Linked DNA regions of Homo sapiens: region 2 is linked to region 1. Evidence: read pairs that join two places in POLR2A ChIA-PET (ENCODE). Cell type or tissue: PC-9. All regions are shown on one strand. Each heading gives the region's core, and the rest is flanking DNA. Links, peaks and the distances in the headings are about the cores only.

Evidence for each region. Peaks named below come from ENCODE experiments on the same cell type or tissue, not always from the same donor. Only the 100,000 strongest peaks of a DNase experiment are listed, where the experiment ranks them.
Region 2: POLR2A ChIA-PET joins it to region 1 with 12 read pairs; 5 of 35 experiments call an interaction of 5 or more read pairs at or near these places.

The regions. Positions count from the first base shown.
Region 1 is chr17:64,453,722-64,465,387 of GRCh38, forward strand. It overlaps MILR1 (mast cell immunoglobulin like receptor 1), which reads left to right. Exons shown (of 10, transcript NM_001085423.2): 4 at 3,679-3,963; 5 at 7,101-7,211. Among named protein-coding and RNA genes, the nearest start is that of MILR1, 10 kb to the left of the region's middle. RefSeq lists an enhancer at 3,625-3,684. In PC-9, for the core only: no CTCF peak of the experiment used is centred there; a DNase peak (open chromatin) is centred at 5,870; H3K27ac peaks cover 1,205 bases.
Region 2 is chr17:64,335,787-64,347,452 of GRCh38, forward strand. PECAM1 (platelet and endothelial cell adhesion molecule 1) reads right to left here. Exons shown (of 16, transcript NM_000442.5): 14 at 5,848-5,904. Among named protein-coding and RNA genes, the nearest start is that of PECAM1, 49 kb to the right of the region's middle. In PC-9, for the core only: no CTCF peak of the experiment used is centred there; a DNase peak (open chromatin) is centred at 8,755; H3K27ac peaks cover 2,668 bases.

The sequences.
Region 1 (11,666 bases), core at 2,187-10,186:
AGCATTAAGGGCCTCATCCGTGAAGGTGACCTTGATAATGGACTCCTGTGGGAGGAGAGAAGGCTTCTAGGTAACACATGTATGTTATACCTGGAGTCTTCAAAGCGTAGGGACCCTGACTTCCTGATAACTCTTGAGTGGTCCTCTATGTCTATGCTATCCAGTACGGTACTGTTTAAACTTATTTGTTTATTTTGTTTTATTTTATTTCTTTTTTTCTTTTTTTGAGATGGAGTCTCGCCCTGTCACCCAGGCTGGAGTGCAGTGGTGCGATCTCAGCTCACTTCAACCTCCGCCTTTCGAGTTCAAGCAATTCTCCCACCTCAGCCTCCCGAGTAGCTAGGATTACAGGCATGCACCACCATGCCCAGCTAATTTTTGTATTTTTAATAGAGATGGGGTTTCACCATGTTGACCAGGCTGGTCTTAACTCCTGACCTCAGGTGATCCACCCACCTCAGCCTCCCAAAGTGCTGGGATTACAGGCGTGTGCCACTGCTCCTGGCCAACGTTTATTTATTTAATAGCCTATGTCACCCAGGCTGGAGTGCAGAGGCTACTCACAGGCAATCAAAGCCCATTGCAGCCTCAAACTCCTGTTCTTAAGAGATCCTCCCACCTCAGCATCCTGAATAGCTTGGATTACAAGCACGTGCCATAATTAAAATCAAGTCAATTAAAATTAGATGAAATAAAAAATTTCCCTCCACAGTCTCAGTTACATTTCAAGGCTTTGATAGCCACACCTGTAGCTGGTGGCTGCCACATTGGACAACACAGATGTAGACCATTCCCATCATCACAGAAAGTTCTACTGGGTGACATTGCTGTAGCTCAGTGATTCTTAGCTTTTTAGGTTATAACTGTCTTAATAATCCAATGATAGCAATGAATATCTTCTCCAGAGAAATGCTCATAAAACTACGTATACAAATTTCTGCATAAGGTTTTAGAGAATGCTACGGACTCCAGGTTAGAACCAATTATCTTGGCCAGGTGCGCTGTCTCACAGGTGTAATCCCAGCACTTTGTGAGGCTGAGGCGGGAGGATCACCTGAGCCCAGGAGTTTGAGACCAGCCTGGGAACTATGTGGAGACTGTGTGTCTACAAAAAGTTAAAAAATATATATATGTAGCTGAGCGTGGTGGCGTGCCTATAGTGCCAACTACTCAGGAGGCTGAGTTGGGAGGATTGCCTCAGCCCAGGAGTTCAAGGCTGCAGTGAGCTGTGATTGCACCACTGCACTGCAGCCTGGGTGACAGAGAGAGACCCTGTCTCAAGAAAAAAAAAATCCCAATGATCTTTGGACATAAACTGAGTATATTCCTTGTGAAAGGAAAAGGAAGAAGGAGGGGGAAAATCCCTGCAAACATGGTACTGGAATACGATGGATATGTGAGGGCAGGAACACAGCTGATGGTATTCTCTAGTGGTCAGACTCCTGCTGCACTCAGCAATAAGCCCATCAGTTCATATGTTTTTTGTGCACGACCTTCCTGCAATTTGTTAGGGTAATTACACAGTCTGGTAATAAAACTATCTTGGTAGATTATAAAACTGTATCATCTTCAGTTAGGCCAGATCAATAGGCACTACGGAGTACCTACTCCATGCAAGCAATTGTACTACTGGGTTTTTAATGAGGCCTAAAACATAGTGTTGTCTCCAACCCAGTAAGGGTTGAAACTATGAGCCATAAACACAAATTCATTAATCACTGATTCACTCATCAAAAAAAAATTTTTTTTTTGAGATGGATCTTGCTCTGTCACTCAGGCTGGAGTGCAGTGGCACCATCTCGGCTCACTGCAAGCTCTGCCTCCCGGGTTCACACAATTCTCCTGCCTCAGCCTCCCGAGTAGGTGGGACTACAGGCGCCTGCCACCACGCCTGGCTAATTTTTTTTTTTTTGTATTTTTAGTAGAGACGGGGTTTCACCATGTTAGCCAGGATGGTCTCAATCTCCTGACCTCGTGATCTGCCCACCTCGGCCTCCCAAAGTGCTCACTCATCAAATGTTTAAAGAGAACACAGGGCCGGCTGCAGTGGCTCACGCCTGTAATCCCAGCACTTTGGGAGGTTGAGTGGGGGCAGATCACTTGAGGTCAGTAGTTCAAGACCAGTCTGGCCAACATGGTGAAACCCTGTCTGTACTAAAAATACAAAAATTAGCTAGGCATGGTGGTGGGCACCTGTAATCCCCAGCTACTTGGGAGGCTGAGGCAGGAGAATTGCTTGAACCTGGGAGGTAGAGGTTGCAATGAGCTGAGATCGTGGCACTGCACTCCAGGTTGGGTGACAGAGTGAGACTCCGTCTCAAAACAGAAAAGAAAGTAAATAAAAAAAAAATTGTTTTTAAGTGTGGACTCTTGAAGTCAGTCCCAACTCGGCCATTTACTAGCTGTGTGACCTTGGGCAAATTTCTCAATCTCTCTGAAGCACAGTTGGTTCATCTGTGGAATGGGCATGATACTATCCACACTACAAGACTGTCGTGAAGGTCAAATGAGATCATGTGACTGGCACGCCTGGCACATGATAGATACTTAACAGCTTTTCTTCCTTTCCTATAATACTGTCTTATTAATGCATTATATATATATATAATAAAATGTATAGCTGGGTTTTTCTGTTAGGTCATAGAATAGGCTATGATCTAACAGAGTGTAGCAGACCCATTTCCTGTTGAGAATTTCTCTTGAATCTAGTTAGCAGGGTTACTTCCTGCTCTTTGGAGGAAGTGAAAGATAATTGTGCAGCTGAGTTCTATAAATAAAAGTACAGTTGGAGAAAACGATATTTTTGGGGCTGGGCATGGTGGCTCACACCTGAAATCCCGGCACTTTGGGAGGCTGAGGTGGGAAAATCACTTGAAGCCAAGAGTTTGAGACCAGCCCGGGCAACATAGTGAGACTCTGTCTCTACAAAACATTTAAAAATTAGCCAGCAGTGTGCACCTGTAGTCCCAGCTACAGAGGCTGAGGCAGGAGGATCACTTGAGCCTGGGAGTTTGAGGTTACAGTGAGCTATAATTGTGCCACTTCACTCCAGCATGGTTGAAAGAGCAAAACCCTGTCTCTGAATAAATAAATACATTGAAAAGAAAATGATATTTTTGGATTAAAAAAACCCACTGTAAATTTACAAGGATTGAGAATAAAAGCACTTCTTGGGCCGGGTGTGGTGGCTCCTGCCTGTAACCACAGCACTTTGGGAATTCAAGGTGGGAGGATCACTTGAGGCCAGGAGTTCAAGACCAACCTGGCCAACATGGTAAGGCCCTATGTCTATAAAAAATAAACATAAAAAAGCACTTCTCAGCTTCATACTTAGAACTGGATCATTGACAAAATTATATTCATTATTAACAATAAATAGATTGTGAATTCTAGGAAGGGCAAGCTTGCACCCCAATTCCTCAAAGCAGAGAGATGCCCTCCACTCTCTGGCTTTCTCAGCACTCAGCTGAGAACCTCGGCTAACAACACACTGCACGGGGTTGGCCACATGCCCATTGGCCTTTCCCAGTGGGCCGTGAGCTTCTTGACTTCTCAGGAAGGGGGTCGTTCATCTTGGTTCCACAGCCTGGAGTGGAGTAAGGGTTCCACTCATATTTGTGGTCTGAGTGAGCACACCCAGTCTGTTTATCCTTTTCATGTTCACTTTCATTCTTCCAGACCCGGTGACTTCCCCAGTGCTGAACATTATGGTCATTCAAACAGAAACAGACCGACATATAACATTACATTGCCTCTCAGTCAATGGCTCGCTGCCCATCAATTACACTTTCTTTGAAAACCATGTTGCCATATCACCAGCTATTTCCAAGTATGACAGGGAGCCTGCTGAATTTAACTTAACCAAGAAGAATCCTGGAGAAGAGGAAGAGTATAGGTGTGAAGCTAAAAACAGATTGCCTAACTATGCAACATACAGTCACCCTGTCACCATGCCCTCAACAGGTAAGAGCAACCTGAGTTCTTTCAGCCAGGTCTGAACTCACTTCCAGAAACTGCAGCTGCTCCTCTGCCCACCCATTTCCCACCATGGCCACCTGACCTTCCAGGTCCTTCTGAAGGTGCATTTGTCAAGGTAGAAGGATAGAAGGAAAACTAGGTCGTGTGCAGTGGCTCACACCTGTAATCCCAGCACTTTGGAAGGTTGTGGCTGGCAGATCACTTGAAGGGTCTCTTTGGTAGAGTCCATGCAAACTCTCATGGGGTTGCTTTCTGCCATAAAGGAACCACAGAAAGGCCTAGAAACTGGAGCAGGAGGGGGACTTGTGGCAAAACTTTCTGCCCTGCCTTTCCAATTTGCATCTGTCTTAGAACTGCCAGGTCTTTTAGTTTTCTTTGTTTTTTCATCATTTGTATGTCTGCCTTTCTTTCTTTTCCTTCCTTCCTTCCTTCCTTCTTGTATGCCTGCCTTTCTTTCCCTTCCTTCCTTCCTTCCCTCCTTCCTTCCTTCCTTCTTTCCTTCCTTCCTTCCTTCTTTCTTTTCTTTTCTTTTTTTCAGAGTGTCACTCTGTTGCCCAGGCTGGAGTGCAGTGGTGTGATCTCAGCTCATTGCAACCTTTGCCTCCCAGGTTCTAGAGATTCTTGTGCCTCAGCCTCCTGAGTAGCTGGGACTACAGGCACCCGCCACCACGCTTGGCTAATTTTTGTATTTTCAGTAGAGACGGGTTTTCACCATGTTGGCCAGACTGGTCTCGAACTCCTGGCCCCAAGCGATCTGCCCACCTCGGCCTCCCAAAATGCTGGGATAACAGCTGTGAGCCACTGTGCCTGGCCATCTTGTACTGATTTCTAATACCATGCCCTCCTGCTTGGCTGTTTATTGCTCCACTGCTAATGATGATGGGTCCAGACTCCTGCACCACCCTTGGCTCAGGGCAAGAGAGGCCTCTGGCCAAGCCCTGTGTTTAGTGGGCTCTGGTCTGGTACCTCCAGGCTATGCACCTTCCCCTAGGCTGAGGGGTTCAGGGAGCCGTGGGGATGCAGCCACCTGAACCCTATACTCCCACTTTTCTGCTCCACACTCTAGGTACCTGGACCAAAATCCCCTGCCCAATCAGATCAGAAGCCATTTCCAGGGCCTGTACCAGTCTCTCCCCCAGCTCATCCTCCCGAGGGTGGCCCACAGTAAGGGTATGAGCATCCCTGAACCTGAGCCAAGGGAGCTGTTTATGGGGGGTGTGGATGGTGTTTGCACATGTGGGCTGGGGCGTCCACGTGCATGCAAGGCCCCTTAGGGTGCAGGTCAGAGCCCAGGTCGGGAGCGGGGCAGCCCGGGACTTCAGTGGGTTCTGTCCATGCTGCCACGTCCTGATGCCAAACTCTGGAAAGTCTGAGAATTCCAGATTCAAACCTGACCTTCCAGGTCCTTCTGAAGGTGCATTTGTCAAGGTAGGAGGATAGAAGGAAAACTAGGTCGTGTGCAGTGGCTCACACCTGTAATTCCAGCATTTTGGAAGGTTGTGGCTGGCAGATCACTTGAGCCCAGGAGTTTGAGACCAGCCTGGGTAACATGGCAAAACCCCTGTCTCTACAGAAAATAAAAAAATTAGCCGGGTGTGGTGGTGCATGCCTGTGGTCTCAGCTACTCAGAGGATGAGGTAGGAGGATTGCTTGAGCCTGAGAGGTCGAGGCTGCAGTGAGCTGTGATCATCGTGCCCTGCATTCCAGCCTGCGTAACAGAGCGAGACCCTGTCTCAAAGAAAAAAGAAAAAGAAAAAGAAAGAAAAGAAAAACTAGGTTAGCAAAGGCACAAGGCACACTTGGACATTGACCACTTCACCCAGCCAGGTCCTCAGAACAGAGCCCACGCCCTGGTATTCAGTGAGTGTGGTCTAACAAGTGAGGCAGCCTGCTGGAGTCAGGCACTTGGCTATGAGTCACAGCCCTTCCATTCACTGGCTGTGTGACCTTAGGAAAGTCATTTCACCTCCCTGAGCCTTACTCACCTCATCTATAAAATGGGAGTGATGCCAATGGGATAAATAAGGCAACACAGGTGAAGTGCCTAACACAGTGTCTGGCCTGCAGCTAAAACTCAACAACTGGCAGTTGTTTGGATGACACGAAACATGCTGCCAGGGCTCAGGGCCTTGCCCAGTAAACACCCAGGCTTTTCTGGTGCTCATGACCCCAGAAATGTTGCTGGTATTCGTCCTGTTAAATTCTGTGCTGCTTTTCTCTTCTTTGGGTGGCCCCTGTGGAAGATGTGCTTGGTCATGACTTTTTAAACTTTATTATTTTTATTTTATTTTATTTTATTTATTTATTTATTTATTTATTTATTTATTTATTTATTTATTTATTTATTTGAGATGGAGTCTCACTCACCCAGTCTGGAGTGCAATGGCACGATCTCGGCTCATTGCAACCTCCGCCTCCTGGGTTCAAGCGATTCTCATGCCTCAGCCTCCCAAGTAGCTGGAAATACAGGCACGCGCCACCAGGCCCAGCTAATTTTTATATTTTGGGTAGAGACAGGGTTTCACCATGTTGGCCAGGCTGGTCTCAAACTCCTGACCTCAGGTGATCTACCTGCCTTGGCCTCCCAGAGTGCTAGGATTACAGGTGTAAGCCACTGAGCTCAACCTATTTTTGTTTATTTATTAACTTATTTATAGAGACAGGGTCTGGTTCTGTCCCTCAGGCTGGAGTGCAGTGGCACAATCATAGCTCACTGCAGTCTCCACCTCCCGGGCTCAAGCGATCACCCTGCCTCAGCCTCCTGAGTAGCTGGGATCATAGGCACATGCCATCACACCTGGCTAATTTTTATTTATTTATTTATTTTGTAGAAACAGGGCCTCACTATGTTGCCCAGGCCGGTCTCAAACTCCTGGCCTCAGGCAATCCTCCCACCTTGATCTCCGAAAGTGCTGGGATTACAGGTGTGAGCCACCACGCCCAGTCAAGAACTTTATTGACTAATAAGTCCCGTGAGTTTTAGATGTCATGACCATTTGGGAACCTGGGTGCATAGTACATTGGTTAACTTGGGAGACATCACCTTTTCTAAAACACTTACTGGCTTAATGTCATTGGAAAAGAAAATGCTATGGTCACCAATGGATGCGGTCTTCTTCCAGGCGGAGACAGCTGTCCTTTCTGTCTGAAGCTACTACTTCCAGGGTTATTACTGTTGCTGGTGGTGATAATCCTAATTCTGGCTTTTTGGGTACTGCCCAAATACAAAACAAGTAAGTTCTTTTAGTCGCTTTACCACCCGTTTTCCCGTGGGCTTGGGATACAGACAGCAGGACAGAGGGTGAGGAGAAAGAGAAAAGGGGATTGGAAATAGAATAGGGAGAAAATGAAAATAGGAGGAAAACATGAGAAAGGGGGGCGGGAATGGAATAGACTTCCTGAACGGTTCATGCAGAGGGTAATTCTTTCTCCAGGGAAAGCCTTTTCTGTTTGAGGGCAAGCAGAGCTGGCTTCACAGACGTACAGCCTGTGCTGTCACACAGGGCCCTGTGCCAAGAAGAACTCCACATTTGGTATTTGTTTATTTATTTATTTATTTATTTTTGAGACAGAGTTTTGCTCTTGTTCCCCAGGCTGGAGTGCAGTGGTACGATCTCGGCTCACTGCAGCTTCCGCCTCCTGGGTTCAAGCAATTCTCCTGCCTCAGCCTCCCAAGAAGCTGGGATTACAGGTTTCCGCCACCATACCCAGCTAATTTTTTGTATTTTTAGTAGAGACAGGGTTTCACCATGTTGGCCAGGCTGGTCCCGAACTCCCAGCCTCAGGTGATCCACCTGCCTCAGTTTCCCAAAGTGCTGGGATTACAGGTGTGAGCCACTGCTCCCGGCTGCATCTTGAAATTCTTCATAATTTTTTGTACGCTCTTTTAAAAATTGTTAATGGTGGTAAAATATACATAACACTAAATGGGCCACTTTAACCTGCTTAAATGCATAGTTCGGTGGCATTAAGCACGTTCCCATTGTCATGCACCCTTCTCCACCATCCATGTCCAGAACTTTTTCATCTTCCCAAACTGAAACTCTGTCCCCATTACACACTAGCTCCCCATCCCCTCTTCCCCCGGGCTCTGCCAACCACCATTCTGCTTTCTATCTCCATTAGTTTGACTCCTCTAGGCACCTCATGGAAGTGGAAGCATTTATCCTTTCATAACTGGCTTATTTCACTTCGATTAATGTCCTCAAGGTTCATCCATGTTGTCATATGTGTCAGAATTTCCTTCCTTGATAAGACTGAAGAATGTCCCATTGTACATAAATACGCCACACTTTGTTTATCCATTTATCCCCCATGGGTACCCGGGTTGCTTCCACCTTTTGTCTATTGTTTAATAATGCTAGGAACGTGGGTGTGAAATTATTAATGTTTTTAAACAAGAGGCCCTTTTCCTCGTATGACTGCTTGTGAAAGATGTACTCGGTCCTGACTTTAAGAACTTGTGTTCCTTTTTTTCTCTCTCTCTCTCTTCTTTTTTTATTCTATATTAAATGGAGACGGGGCCTCACTATGTTGCCCAGGCTGGTCTCGAACACTTGGGCTCAAACAATCCTCCCACCTCGGCCTCCCACAGTGTTGGGATTATAGGCGTGAGCCACTGTGCCGGGCCAAGAACTTGTGTTCTTAATTAAACACAAGTTTAAGGCCTGTGAACAGTGTTCATTTCGCACTGGGCGCTGCAAGTGGTGCGGCTGCTCCTGACTGCAAGTGCCTCAAGCGAGAGCTTTGCCTTGAGTGACTCTAGATCTGCCACATACGTAGGGGAGGTTCAGTGCATGAGGACAAACAAGCGTCATCCCATTAGCACAAAAGACACCTTCAAAAGGTTTACAATTGTTTGGGGCTGGAAGTATTGAAAATATTAGGTTGGTGCATAAGTAATTGCAATTTTTGCCATACTTTTATGGCAAAACCCACAATTACTTTTTTTTTTTTTTTGAAATGGAGTCTCGCTCTGTTGCCCAGGCTGGAGTGCAGTGGTGCAATCTCGGCTCACAGCAGCCTCTGTCTCCCTGGTTCAAGCGATTCTCCTGCCTCAGCCTCCTGAGTAGCTGGGATTACAGGCACCCACCACCATGTATTTTTAGTAAAGACAGGGTTTCACCATGTTGGTCAGGTTGGTCTTGAACTCCTGACCTCAGGTGATCTGCTCGCCTCAGCCTCCCAAAGTGCTGGGATTACAGATGTGAGCCATTACGCCCGGCCCACAGTTACTTTTGCACCAACCTAATATATACATATTTTTTATTTCTACATTTCTATGCTTTCTAGATTTTCAATGTAGAAGTATAATCTATTCTACTATAAGATTTTTTAAAAAACTTTATTAAACACACCAGACTCAAAAAAACAAAAACAGAAACAAAAAAGCATCATTTCTCTCTTCCCCACCTTAAGTGCTACATCCAGCAGAAAACTTGTCAATGTTATTAGAAGCCTCAGTTACAGCTTTTTTAAAAAAATGTTTTTTAGAGACGGGGTCTCACTGTGTTGCCTAGGCTGGTCTTGAACTCCTGGACTCAGGCGATCCTCCCACCTCAGCCTCCCAAAGTGCTGGGATTACAGGCATGAGCCACTGCACTCAGCCCAGTTACTGCTTTTCATTCCTCACGTCTTATGGCCACCACTGGTTAAGCCTTCAAAGTGGTTTTTTCATTTGGTACACGAGTGCAGAAGGATATGAAGATTTACACAAAAGACAGTTTGGGTCTCAGCACTGGCCCCCATCAGCAAGCTGAGGGCTGTTGGACAAGCCCCTCAGGCTGTTGCTTCTGAGCCTCAGTGTTCTGAGTTGTGGAATGGGCCATGGAGATATTGTCAGAACTGGCAAGAGAACCAATTGAGAACCATCTCCAGAGAGTCACAACTCAGAGAAGTCAGGGACTCAGTTGACATAAAACTTGAACACAGAGGTCACAAGTTATACATCTGATGCATCTTTAAGATTTTATTTTATTTCATTTCTTTTTTTTAGAGATGGGGCTTCACTGTGTTGCCCAGGCTGGAGTGCAGTGGTGCCACCATAGCTCACTGTAACCTCCCACCTTAGCCTCCCTAGTAGCTGGGAATACAGGTATGCACCACAACTCCTGGCTAATTTTTTTTTTTTTTTTTTTTTTTTGAGGCAGAGTCTCGCTCTGTTGCCCAGGCTGGAGTGCAGTGGCACAATCTCCGCTCACTGCAACCTCTGCCTCCCAGGTTCAAGCGTTTCTCCTGCCTCAGCATCCTGAGTAGCTGGGATTACAGGCGCCCACCACCACGCTAGGCTAATTTTTGTATTTTTAGTAGAGATGGGGTTTCACTATGTTGGCCAGGCTGGTCTTGAACTTCTGACCTCGTGATCCGCCCACCGCGGCCTCCCAAAGTGCTGGGGCTGGTGAGCCACCGCGCCTGACATTTTTTTTTTTTTTTTTTTTTTTGAGACAGGATCTCACTTCCATCACCCAAGGCTGGAGTGCGGTGGTGCAATCATGGCTCACTGCAGCCTTGACCTCCCAGGCCTCCTCCTGCCTCAGCTACCTGAGTAGTTGGGACCACAGGCGCGCACCACCATGCCTGGCTAATTTTTTTTTTTTTTGTAGGTTTCACCATGTTTCCCAGGCTAGTCTTGAACTCCTGGACTCAAACCATCCTCCTGCCTCAGCCTCCCAAAGTGCTGGGATTACAGTTTTTTGTTTTTTTTTTAATTACAAAATTCTTTTTAGAGACAAGGTCTCACTATGTTCCCCAGGGTGGTCTTGAATTCCTGGCTTCAAGTGATCCTCCCACCTCAGCTTCCCAAAGCACTGGGATTACAGGCGTGAGCCACTGCACCCTGGCCCACATCTCATATGTCTTAAAAACATGTTTCTCCTTCTTATAAAAAGTCCAGGTTCTTGCAAAAGTGGCATTAATATTTTTGATTACTGGCTGGAGCTACAATAGAATTCAGTGAGGCTGGCCGGGCACAGTGGCTCATGCCTGTAGTCCCAGCACTTTGATCACCTGAAGTCTGGAGTTTGAGACCAGCCTGGCTAACATGGTGAAGCCCCGCCTCTACTAAAAATACAAAAAATTAGCCAGGCATTGTGGCACATGCCTGTAATCCCAGCTATTCAGGAGGCTGAGGCAGGAGAATCGCTTGAAACCAGGATGCGGAGGTTGCGGTGAGCGGAGATTGCACCATGGCACTCCAGCCTGGGCAACAGAGCAAGACTCCGTCTCAAAAAAATACAAAAATTAGCTGGGCATGGTGGTGCACAACTGTAATCCCAGCTACTCGGGAGGCTGAGGCAGGAAAATCGCTTGAAACCAGGATGCGGAGGTTGCGGTGAGCCGAGATCACGATAGTGCCACTGCACTCCAGCCCAGGCGACAGAGCGAGACTCCATCTTAAAAAAAAAGAATTCAATAGGCCATTTACACTCTCTTGAAGATATTACAAAGCTTCCACAGACTATTCTCTTCAGCGAAGGAAAGAAAATAAGTCTGGCTAGTTCAGGCATAATCTGATAGGCAAAGCATGTTCCTCTGAAGGCCAGGAAAATAAATCAGAACAGCCCCTGGCTTGGAGGAGCGGTGTCTAGACTCCCTGTTGAGTCTATAGTTTTCCTTTGTTAGACAACAGTTTGGGCCATTGGAGCAAGTCACTCTCTGTTTCAGAACTTTGAGGGAATTCTGCTCCTTGG
Region 2 (11,666 bases), core at 2,088-10,087, 120 kb before region 1:
AACTGTGACAGAGGAGGAAGGGACCCGCCCAACCGCAAGATAATTAGAGTATAGGGAGAAAACAATCAACATGGAACAAAAGAAATCTGCAGTCTACAGAGGTGGAATAATATCCAGAGGAAAGAGCTGCTGAAGAATTTGGCAATGATGAAGAATCTGGGGATGGTTATGATGATGAATAAGAAATGATGATCTGGCCGGGCGTGGTGTCTCACACCTGTTATCCCAGCACTTTGGGAGGCCAAGGCAGGTGGATCACCTGAGGTCTGGAGTTCGAGATCAGCCTGACCAATATGGTGAAACACCGTCTCTACTAAAAATACAAAAAAAATTACCCGGGCGTGGTGGCAGTAGCTGTGGTCCCAGCTACTCAGGAGGCTGAGGCAGAAGAATCACTTGAACCCGGGAGCTGGAGGTTGCAGTGAGCTGCGATCGCGCCACTGCACTCCAGCCTGGGTGACAGAGCGAAGACCCTGTCTCAAAAAAAAAAAAAAAGAAAGAAAGAAAGAAAGAAATGATGATCCTTAACAGCTCTGGGCTCTGGGGAAGACTTGAACAAAGAGAGGCTGAGGATGAGTGTGAGAGAAGCCTAAGCGGGTGGGTTACTGCTGGCTGAAGGATCTGGCTCTTTGGAGAATCATCTAACTCCCCCCAGGCAGAGAGGAGGGAATCTCTCTGATTTTATGTAGGGAGTGAAGGAAAAGAGATTACTTGGAAGATGTTTTCTATTAAGGAAGTCCCAGAGAATTTAGGAGAGAAATTCCTCAAATGGGATGCCTGCTCTTTAGCAACCAGTAAGAGGAAAAGAAAGAAAAGCTGAGCATTCAGGTGGCGCACGCCTGAATCCCAGCACTTTGGGAGGCCAAGGCGGGCAGATCACTTGAGCCCAGGAATTGGGCAATAGCCTGGGCAACATGGCGAATTAGCTGGGCATGGTGGTGCGTGCCTGTAATCCCAGCTTCTCCAGAGGCTGAGGCGGGAGGATCGCTTGAGCCCAGGAGGTGGAGGCTGCTGTTCACTGTGATCGTGCCACTGCACTCCAGCCTGGGTGACACAGTGAGACTCTGTCTTACAAAAAAGAAAGAAAAGAAAAGAAAGAAGGAAGGAAGGAGAGAGAGAGAGAGAGAAAGATAGAAAGAAGGAGGAAAGAGAAAAGGAAAGAAAGGAAAAAGGAAAGAAAGGAAGAAAAAGAAAAAGAGAGAGCGAGAGAGAAAGAAAGAGAGAGAGAGAAAGAGAGAAAGAAAAGAAATCAGCCATGTCCTGCAGGCTCCTCTCCTCAAGGAAGCACTGACAAACAGGAAACCCCTTGGCTTCCAGGACCAGAGGCTTCCAGGTGGGTTGGAGGCACAGCTGCAGGCAGCTGCAGGCCCCGAGGGCTACAGCCTGTGCAAGAACCAGGGCTCTCTCTACCTTCACCCCTGGGCAGGTTAGAGACCTGGCAGGTTCCCTAATGGTCTGCCAGTTTAGAGACAAGGTTGTAGAGCGACAGAGCCCTGATTGACTCCAGGTGGCCCAGGTGGTGCTGTGGGAGGGTCCTGGTCTCGGAGTCAGGGGACTGCTCTAGTAGTACCCTGGGCAAGACACTGAACTCTATAGGGCTCAAGTTCCTCCTGTGTTTTTAAACTGAAATTGATTAAGTGCTCACTCTGTGGCAGGGATAATACAGTGACTGTGGGGATAACCAGCACCATCTCCCATGATTCTATCTCATTTAACCCCATTTGCATTTAACAGTTGAAGAAACTGAGTCTCTGAGGGGTAAGACATCTTGGTCACAGTAACTCAGCTGATTGGGGGCTGCCTCAGAACGGGGACTGGGATGTCTCCCAGGAAAGCCTGTGCTCTACACCGCCTCAAATCCTACAAGAGTGGGTTCTACGATGCCTATAGTTTCTGCCTGAGGGGTCAGGTTCCAACAGCCCGGACTGAGTAATCTAGAACCAACCTGGAGACCCCGAGAGAACCCACTTGAACAGCCAGCTGCCCTAAAGCAGATGAAGGAAATCAGAATATGCCACCACAAAATATGCCCCTTTGGCATAAGGATTGTTTTGAGCTGGTTCAGATGTAGAAGGAAGTCTTCCCAGAGCTTGTTTATCTGACTAAAAGCAGAAACTACTTCTTCCTTTTTTTTTTTTTTTGAGGCAGATTAACAAGAGAAAAACAAAGAGGGTCTCTGTTTTTCTCTTGTTAATCTGTCTTGTGTAATTTGCAGGGCCCCAGTCAGAAAACCTAAGAGAGTAAAGGAAGAAAATTAAGTTTTTTGGAACCCACAGTCTCATTCTGTCACCCAGGCTGGAGGGCAGTGGCACAATCACAGTTCACTGCAGCCTCCACCTCCCAGGCTCAAGCGATCCTCCTGTCTCAGTCTCCTGAGCAGCTGGGACTACAGGCATGCACCACTATGCCCAGCTAATTTTTGTTTTTATATTGGTTTTTTAAATTTTTTAAAATTTTTTTTTTTTTTTTTTTTTTTAGAGATGGGGCCTCACTGTGTTGCCCAAGCTGGTCTCAAATTCCTGGGCTCAAGCGATTCTCTCACCTCAGCCTTCCAAAGTGCTGAGATTACAGGCATGAACCACCATGCCCAGCCCTAAAAGCAGAAACTCCTAAGAAAACACACCTGCTGTAAATGCCCCCATAAAATATTTGTGGCCACTTGATTGACTTTCTCAGTTTGCCACTCTGGGAAGCCAAAAACCATCTTTCCTTTGTCTTGTCATTTGTCTACAAATTTATTGCTCTTTGTTAAGAAGCTTTATATATTTATATTTATTTTTATTTTTTTGAGATGGAGTTTCATTCTTGTTGCCCAGGCTGGAGTGCAATAGCGTGATCTCGGCTCACTGCAACCTCTGCCTCCCGGGTTCAAGCAATTCTCCTGCCTCAACCTCCCGAGGAGCTGGGGTTACAGGTACATGCCACCATGCCTAGATAATTTTTTGTATTTTTAGTAGAGACGGGGTTTCACCATATTGGCCAGGCTGGTCTCCAACTCCTGACCTCAGGTGATCCACCCGCCTCGGCCTCCCAAAGTGCTGGGATTACAGGCGTGAGCCACTGCGATCAGCCTAAGATGCTTTATAGACCCCAAGTGCTAACCACCCCTTTGAGTTACTCATCATTGATGTTTCTCCTGTGTGATTTGCGTTATGTATGTTAATAAACTCTGTTTTCCTCTTGTTAATCTGCTTGTCCAATTCGCAGGGCCCCAGTCAGAGCACTTAGGAGAGTAAAGGAAAAAAAGTTAAGTTTTTCCCTAGAATCCACACTAAGGTGCCCCTCACCACCTATAAAAGGGCCTCCAACCAGTAGCCTCAGATGATCACAGACTTCGCTGGAGGCCTCGAGGCAGAGGTGGTAAGGAGCTGGCCTCCTGCAGCGAGGATCCCTGCAGCTTCCACCTTCTACCACCCGACTTTCCCAAACCGAAGACAGTACACCTCAGTGATCAAGAGCGTGGAGTCCACTCCGGGGAGGAACGATTCTCAGGGGCTGGCTTGCTGCGTGATCTTGGGCAAGCGTCTTAACCTCTCTATGCCTTAGTATCCTCAACTGTAAAATGGGATTTGTGGTGAATCCCATGGACAAATCCCATTGAAAGACACGATGTACTTAGACCACTTAGCACATACAATAAGTGCTCAAATAGGAGATTTTGCTTAACGAAAGCAACTGAAAGTGAACTCTTCAGCAGTGTCCAAGAAAGCGAACACTCTCAGGGACCACCAAGAAAGTAGAAGGGGCATTTTTGTACAACTGCACAATGGGAGCAACCTTGAACCCTACCTCACTTATAACTTTCCCTTACACTAGACAAATAGAGAACGGCTGTTTATTGTCAGATTTGCATTTTGTTAGCTCTGAATATATGGAGATTGTGAAATGAGGTATTTGAGCTAAAAATTCCCCAGAGAATTGGTTTTTCAAAAATTATTCAGGGTCAAGTTCCACAAGGGTTGAGTTTCTATTCTTCTTGTAGATATACCAACTTTTAAAAGTGAATTAAGAAGTGATCGCTATTTCAGATAAAAAGCAGGGTCCTCAGAGAATTGGATGGTTCTTCTAAAACAGTGCTTTTTGCCTGGCACAGTGGCTCACGCTTGTAATCCCAGCACTTTGGGAGGCCGAAGGGGGTGGATTGCTTGAGCTCAGGAATTCAAGACCAGTCTGGGCAACATGGTAAAACCTCATCTCTACCAAAAATACAAAAACTTAGCTGGGCATGGTGGTGTGTGTCTGTGGTTCTAGCTACTTGGGAGGATTGCTTAAGCCTTAGGGGCCGGGGGGTGTTGCACGGAGTTGCAGTCAGCTGAGATGGCACTGCTGTACTCCAGTCTGGGTGACAGAGTGAGACTCTGTTTCAAACAAAAAAACAAAACAAAACACAAACAGTGCTTCTCAAATATTGGCAGCATCAGAAACATCTGAAGCTGGCTAAGTTCAGATTCCAGAGACTAGTTTTGTGGGTCTGGGCTGGGCCCGAGATTGCTGCTGCTGGTTTGCCGACTGTACTCGGAGGAGTCATCCTTTTATATTTATTTATTTATTTTGAATAAATAAATAAAGCACTTACTGAGTGCTTAATGAGCCACCACGCCTAGCCTGAGTAGCCACCCTTTGCAGAAATGTCCTGGACCATTTTAATGATTCCCTTTCCAAGAACCCACTTAAATAGAGGTCTGCTGTACAAAGCGAGATACTCACACAGTCACTATTTCCCCCACAATGTTTACGTCTTTCGGATTGCTGACTTACCTTCAGAATTTAAAAGTTGTCATTGTGTATTTCATTTCACCAGAATTGAATACAGTTATTATACCCCCCCACCGAAAAAAAGGACTTGTTGAGCTCCCCCAGTTCCAGGTCTGCTTAAGCTCTGTGCTCAGCTCTGGGGGAAGCCCTTTCATGAGTAAGCAGTGGGTCGTCACGGGAAGCGAAGTGGGGCCAGCCGAACCAAAGGAAATAGAGCAGATCCGCAAACCCACACCCACTCCCAAAGTCAGTCTACTGTCAGAAAAGCTGAAGCTGCTGGGCGCGGTGGCTCACACTTGTAATCCCAGCACTTTGGGAGGCCGAGGCGCGCGGATTACCTGAGGTTGGGAGTTTGCGACCAGCTTGACCAACAGGGAGAAACCCCGTCTCTACTAAAAATACAAAATTAGCTGGGTGTGGTGGCACATGCCTGTAATTCCAGCTACTCAGGAGGCTGAGGCAGGAGAATCGCTTGAACCGGGAGGCGGAGGTTGCAGTGAGCCGAGATCGCTCCATTGCACCCCAGCCTGGGCATCAAGAGCGAAACTCTGTCTCAAAAAAAAAAAAAAAAAATTAGCTGAGTGTGGTGGCGGGCGCCTGTAATCCCATCTACTTGGGAGGCTGAGGCAGGAGAATCACTTAAATCCGGGAAGTGGAGGTTGCAGTGAGTCGAGATTGCACCACTGCACTCCAGCCTGAGTGACAGAGCGAGACTCCATATCCAAAAAAAAAAAAGAGAAAAAAGAAAACAAGAAGAAAGGCTGAAGCTACTGGGGGTCTCCAAAGCAAAACACTCGACGTCCAAGACCTTGGGGAACCCCAGCCACCAGGGCCTGTGTGGGGAGCAGGTAAGGGTCACCGGCTGGGGTCAGTAAGCATTCAAGAAGCGCTCGTTGACTACATGAATAGTAAATGTGACCCGAGGTGACTTTTTAAGGGTGGTGGGAGAGAGGAAGCCCACAGCGCTGGTGTAAGAGGTGGCACCCCTTTTTTGGCCTTCTTTGCTTCTTCTTTTCTCTGCCCACTCCCAAGGCCCCATCAGTGATTCTAGGGGGCATCCCCCAGGCTGGGGCACTGGAGACCCTCACTCACCAGGGACAGCTTTCCGGACTTCACTGTACACTGTCTCTGTGTCCTTCTTTCCTAGATCTGGAAAAAGGACCAGGCATAAGTTAGTAGCTGCCTCTGGGAACGAGGTCAGTCCACTGCAGTCATAGGAAAAGGTCTGAGGCTCTGCAGGCAAGGCTGTACCCCACCACTGCACCCCACCAGAACCAGGTCCAGAAGCACCCAGAGACCTTGTCATTTCTGATGTTAGAAGATCCTGGCTGGGCAAGGTGGCTCATACCTGTAATCCCAGCACTTTGGGAGGGTGAGGGGGGCAGATCACTTGAGGTCAGGAGGTTGAGACCATTCTGGCCAACATGGCGAAACCCCGTCTCTACTAAAAATTCAAAAAATTAGCCGGGCATGGTGGTGCGTGCCTGTGATCCCAGTTACTCGAGAGCTAAGGGACGAGAATCGCTTGAACCCAGGATGCAGAGGTTGCAGTGAGCCAAGATTGCGCCACTGCACTCCAGCCTGGGCAACACAGTGACACACCACCTCAAAAAAAAAAAAAAGAAGAAGAAGAAGGTCTTGGTCTAACGAGCGTCACTCCCAGTCTGGGAATAGGAGGTCAGCAGGCCATTGTGGAGCAGGGCCACATGCACCAGAGGAACCCTGGACCTGAGGGGCCACGGATGGAGAGGCCCCCAGCAAGGGCCTGCAGCCTCCAGCTTGCTGGCCCCACTCCTCTTCCCCTGCCACCGTGACCCTTGTCCAGACATTCTGCCAGGTCCCTCAACGCAGGGTTGGGCTATGGCCTCCCAATCACCTGAGAGCCCAGACCCCGGGATCCAGAACGAGATCCTGAGGTCTGGGTTAGAGCCTGGGGGTTGTCAGTGACCCTAGGAATAGCTGGGACTGAGAACTCTTACAGGGATAGACAGCTGGGCTGGCTGTTTTCACTGCTGGCTCCTGGGCCTCACTGCAGCTTCTGGTTGGATTGGTCTGGGGGGGTCCCTGGTGCTGGTTTTTTAGGATCTCCTCAGGGGCCCTAATATGCAGACAGGGCTGAGATCCTCTGGGCTAGACCCTCTCAATATGGCAGCATGATGACTGACCCAGGGTGTGGCGTATACCTGGAGGAGACTCAAGGGCGCCCTTCCTGCCATCTGTTTACCTTACACTGGGGTATGGGCACAGGATGTGTATACAAAAATACACACACAGCATATACACACGCACACTCATGCACACAATGTGTATACATGCTATGTATACCCTCATACAGTGTGTAGGATGTGTCTACACACATTGTATACACACTGTATGTACAAACATGCAATCTGGGTGTGCACACACTCATGCACACAGGGTGTGCACACACATACATACCCACCAACCCTGAGGAAACAGGATGGAACCTGGCCACTTCCCAGCTCCTGTCACCTGCACAAAGGCCCAGGAAGCCTCACTGTAGAAAAGAGCCTGATGTCGTGTGGGCCACTGTTCTCCTTTTACAGATGGGGAAAGGAAGCCCCAGATAGGGTAAGGGGCTTCCTGTGCCATGGTCAGTGCATTTCCCTCCTCGGAGTGAATGGCTGGGGTGTGACCCTGGACTCTACCTGCACTGAGATGCCCTTGTCTCACCATGCTCCAGGGACACCCCACTCTCACTTCCTGGCCCCACACACACTCCTCCACAGCCAGCACTGCCCTTTCTCCTTGCCCCATTTCCCCACGACCCTGGTGGAGCTTCACGCATGTACCAACACACCCACACTCACTCTCCCTCTGTGCCCTGGGAAGTTACAGGGCCCCCTGAGCTCCACAGCATGTTGGTGACATTTGTCCACAACACACCGATGTGACTTGTTCCCAAGTCCGTCTCCCTGGCAGACCCCGACCTCCTATGGGGTGACAGCTGGGGTCTTGGACATGTCCCATTCCTAGGCTTGCTCAGCTGCCTGGGGGCACCTGTCCAAGTTTGAAGTGACAGTAATGGTGGTGGCTCCTGTGTCAGGAACCATTTGTGAGGAGAAAGCCTGGGGGTGGGTCAGATCCCTACAGTTGAACTTGGGGCATTTGGGGTGACTAGGGCCTTACACTGACTTCCCCAGGGCACCAAACAGGATTTGGAACTCAGTAGAGTGGCTGAGCTACCAGGGCACCACACTGCTGGGACAGCAGAGATGCCCACACACCCCTCACTCTCTTTCTGTGGCACCAGATGTGGGGGCCTCAAGGAAAGCTGTAGGGATCCCCAACCCTATTGGGGGATCCTCCACATCCCCAAGACACCCTCTGCTTGATGTCAGGCCTGGCCAAATCACTCACTCAGCAGAATCCTAGACACCTAGTGTGAACCCCGCACTGTGGAAGAGGAAAGGTGATCGGGCCTGGTCCCAGCTTTCAGGAGCTCCAGGCTGCGAGGCAGACAGGTGCACAAACAACGCAGACACTGCAACAAATGCTATCAAACACCATATACCAGGCGCATGGTGGGGTGGTCACGGCCAGCTCACCCTCCGACCCAGGCCCACAGTGGGGGCTGGGGCAGGTGAGGAATAAATGGAGGGAGAGGGCTTGGTGTTTGGGCCTGGGGGTTTCTGCTTCTTGGTGGAGCTTCTAGAGTTGCAGCTGCCCCCAAATCTGCCCAGTTAAGTGATGGGTGGGCAGGCAGAGTTGCAGCTCATCACTACCTCTCCTCCCCACCCACTCCACGGCAGCAGCTGCTTGCTAATGAGTAAACCAGGCTGGCAGGCTCTTTGTCTCTGCTGTCAGGGATGTTTCCGGATGGGGCTTTATTTTGGCTTCTGTTTTTCTCTGTGTTAACAGAGAAGGAGATGGCTTCAACGTCATGGGGTTTTCCCAGCAATTAGTCTCAGAGCAAACATGCAGCAAACCAGGATTTACTGAGTTCCTTCCTGCCCCTCCTCCACCCCAAGTGACCACTTGGTCGGCTGCCACTAGGGTCAGAGCTGGATGTGGTTCCCAACCCCTCCTCCATAGGAGGAGGAAGTCTTGAGAGCAGGGAACTGGCTTGGTCAAGACCAGGTCAAATGTACTCACCACTGGCCTTGTACCCACAAAGCCCCTTTTCGTACCTGGTAATACCTGGCTCTCCACCCACAGGAAGGCAGAGAGGGAACACCTGAGGCTCAGGCCTGACTTCCCACACTGCTCCTTAGCTGCCAAGGAGGAGGACGGGTCTAGAAAACTCAAATTGAATTCCCAAAAAGCTCTCCATTGCCCCCAAGTGACCCTCTTTACGGGTCTACCTGGACCTCTGCAGCCCACACAGCTTTTGTGCAAATGGGGAAAGAGGGACCAGTTAGGTGATGGCATCCCTGCAGCTGCACAGCTTGGCAAGGAGGGCACATGCTGACCGCCTCTGCTTCACCCAATCCTGGAGGGTCTCGATACCTCCTTATTTTTAAATTTTTTGTAGAAATAAGTTCTTGCTTTGTTGCCCAGGCTGGTCTTGAATGCCTGGGCTCAAGTGATCCTCTCGCCTCTGCCTCCCAAAGTGCTGGGATTACAATACCTCCTTCTTGTCCCTTCAACCCTTCCCCACCTTTGAGCAAGAAAAAGAAAACCAGGGCCGGGCGCAGTGGCTCATGCTTGTAATCCCAGCACTTTGGGAGGCTGAGGTGGGCAGATCACTGAAGGTTAGGTGATCCCTGAAGGTTAGGAGGGCTTTGCTGCAGTGTGTTCCTGGCTGCCTCTCAGGCTGTCCCTCCACAAGGGAGGGTCTGTATGTGCTTGTGCTGCCTGCGTAGGGCCTTAATCACAATTTGTTATCTCAACGAGTCAATCACTCTACAATGAAATAAAGAGGAAGAGGCCAGGCCTGGTGGTTCACACCTGTAATCCCGGCACTTTGGGTGGTCAAGGCGGGTGGATCACCTGAGGTCAGGAGTTGGAGACCAGCCTGGCCAACATGGTGAAACCCTGTCTCTACTAAAAATACAAAAATTAGCCGGGGATGGTGGTGGGCGCCTGTAACCCCAGCTACTCAGGAGGCTGAGGCAGGAGAATAGCTTGAACCCGGGAAGCAGAGGAAGCAGTGTGCCGAAACTGTGCCATTGCATTCCAGCCTGGGCAACAAGAGCAAGACTGTCATAAAAAAAAAAAAAAAAAAAAAATGAGGAAGAGAGCTTCAGGCCTGCCGCGTTCCCCACCCCTCTCAGGTCCAGTCTAGACTTGGAAGTGAGTTGTGCAGATTGGGCAGTACACAACCCCCGGGGGCCATTCTGTTGGTAGGCTATGGGAATGTGCCCCAGTGGTGCAGCACACAGCCCAGCGGCTCTACGGGGCATCCCTGTAAGGAAAGTTCTGTGCATACAGCTGCTGACACTCAGCCCAGGCTCAAAAAGAGAAGACAAGGAGAAGTCCAAGACTCCTCCCAGATCATGGAGCAAGGGGTGATTTCAGGACCCCATTGCCATGTGGTCTGGCTAGTGGCTGGCACGGCCTGGAAAACTGCACGCATTCAGCCTGCACAGTCAGGAAAACTACCCCAGGCCTGCCTGGCTAGGTGGATGCAGCCTGGGGTTAGCCTCAGAGGAAGGGAGACAGATGGCAATGATCCCAGGGAGCTTCCCAGCTGGGCAGGAAGGTTCTGAGACTGCTTCCTTTGAGCGTGCAGGAGCCACTGTTTCCTTTGAGCATGCAGGAGTGTGCAGTGACCCCCGGGGACTGTGTACTGCCCAATCTGGGTTCGCAAAGGAGGAGGACAGTTAGGAGATGCATTTTTAATTTTTTTTTAGACGGAGTCTTGCTCTGCCACCCAGGCTGGAGAGCAGTGGCTTGATCCTGGCTCACTGCAACCTCTGCCTCCCGGGTTCAAGCGATTCTTCTGCCTCAGCCTCCCCAGTAGATGGATTACAGGCATGCGCCACCACGCCCAGCTAATTTTTGTATTTTTAGTAGAGACAGGGTTTCACCATGTTGGCCAGGCTGGTCTCGAACTCCTGGCCTCAAGTGATCCACCTGCCTTGGCCTCCCAAAGTACTAGGTTTACAAGTGTGAGCCACCGTGCCTGGCCAGGAGATGCATGTTTTTTATGGTGCCCAAAACAAACGAGATTGATGTTCTAGCATTTTCTATGGAGCAGCCCACTCTGCATCCATTTCCCCAGCATAGAACCAGAGACAGGGACTTCCAGGCCAGCCTGCCCTTGAGAGAACCACATACACAAAAACAAAACCCAAGGTGTAAAATCAGTGCCACTGCTCACACGGACAGGGATCTTGTGCTTTCAAAAGCCTTTACCTAAGTGTCCCTCTAAATGGCAAAGCACTCGATATCTTGAAACATGCATTTGATTGACACACATTCAGTCTGCACAAGCAACTTTAGGAACACACTGGGTTTGGCAGGGGGTCTACCTCTGGAAGGGACAAATTGCTCAGTACTTCCTAATTCCCTGGCACTTAGTAAGTGCTCAATAAATCTTACCTATTATTAGTAGTATCATAACTAATAATTATCAAAAATGGCCAGGTGTGGTGGCTTCGCCTGTAATCCCAGCACTTTGGGAGACAAAAGTGGGCAGATTGCTTGAGCCCGGGAATTTGAGACCAGCCAGGGCAACATGGCGAAACCCTGTCTCTATTTTTCTTTAATTAATTTTTAAAATTATTGAGGCCGAGTGTGGTGGCTCACACCTGTAATCCCAGCACTTTGGGAGGCTGAGGGGGGTGGATCTTTTGAAGTCAGAAGTTCGAGTTCACGCTGGCCAACATGGTGAAATCCCATCTCTACTAAAAATACAAAAAAAAAATAAATAAATTAGCCGGCTGTGGCGGTGCATGCCTGTAATCCCAGCTACTCGGGAGGCTGAGGCAGGAGAATCGCTTTAA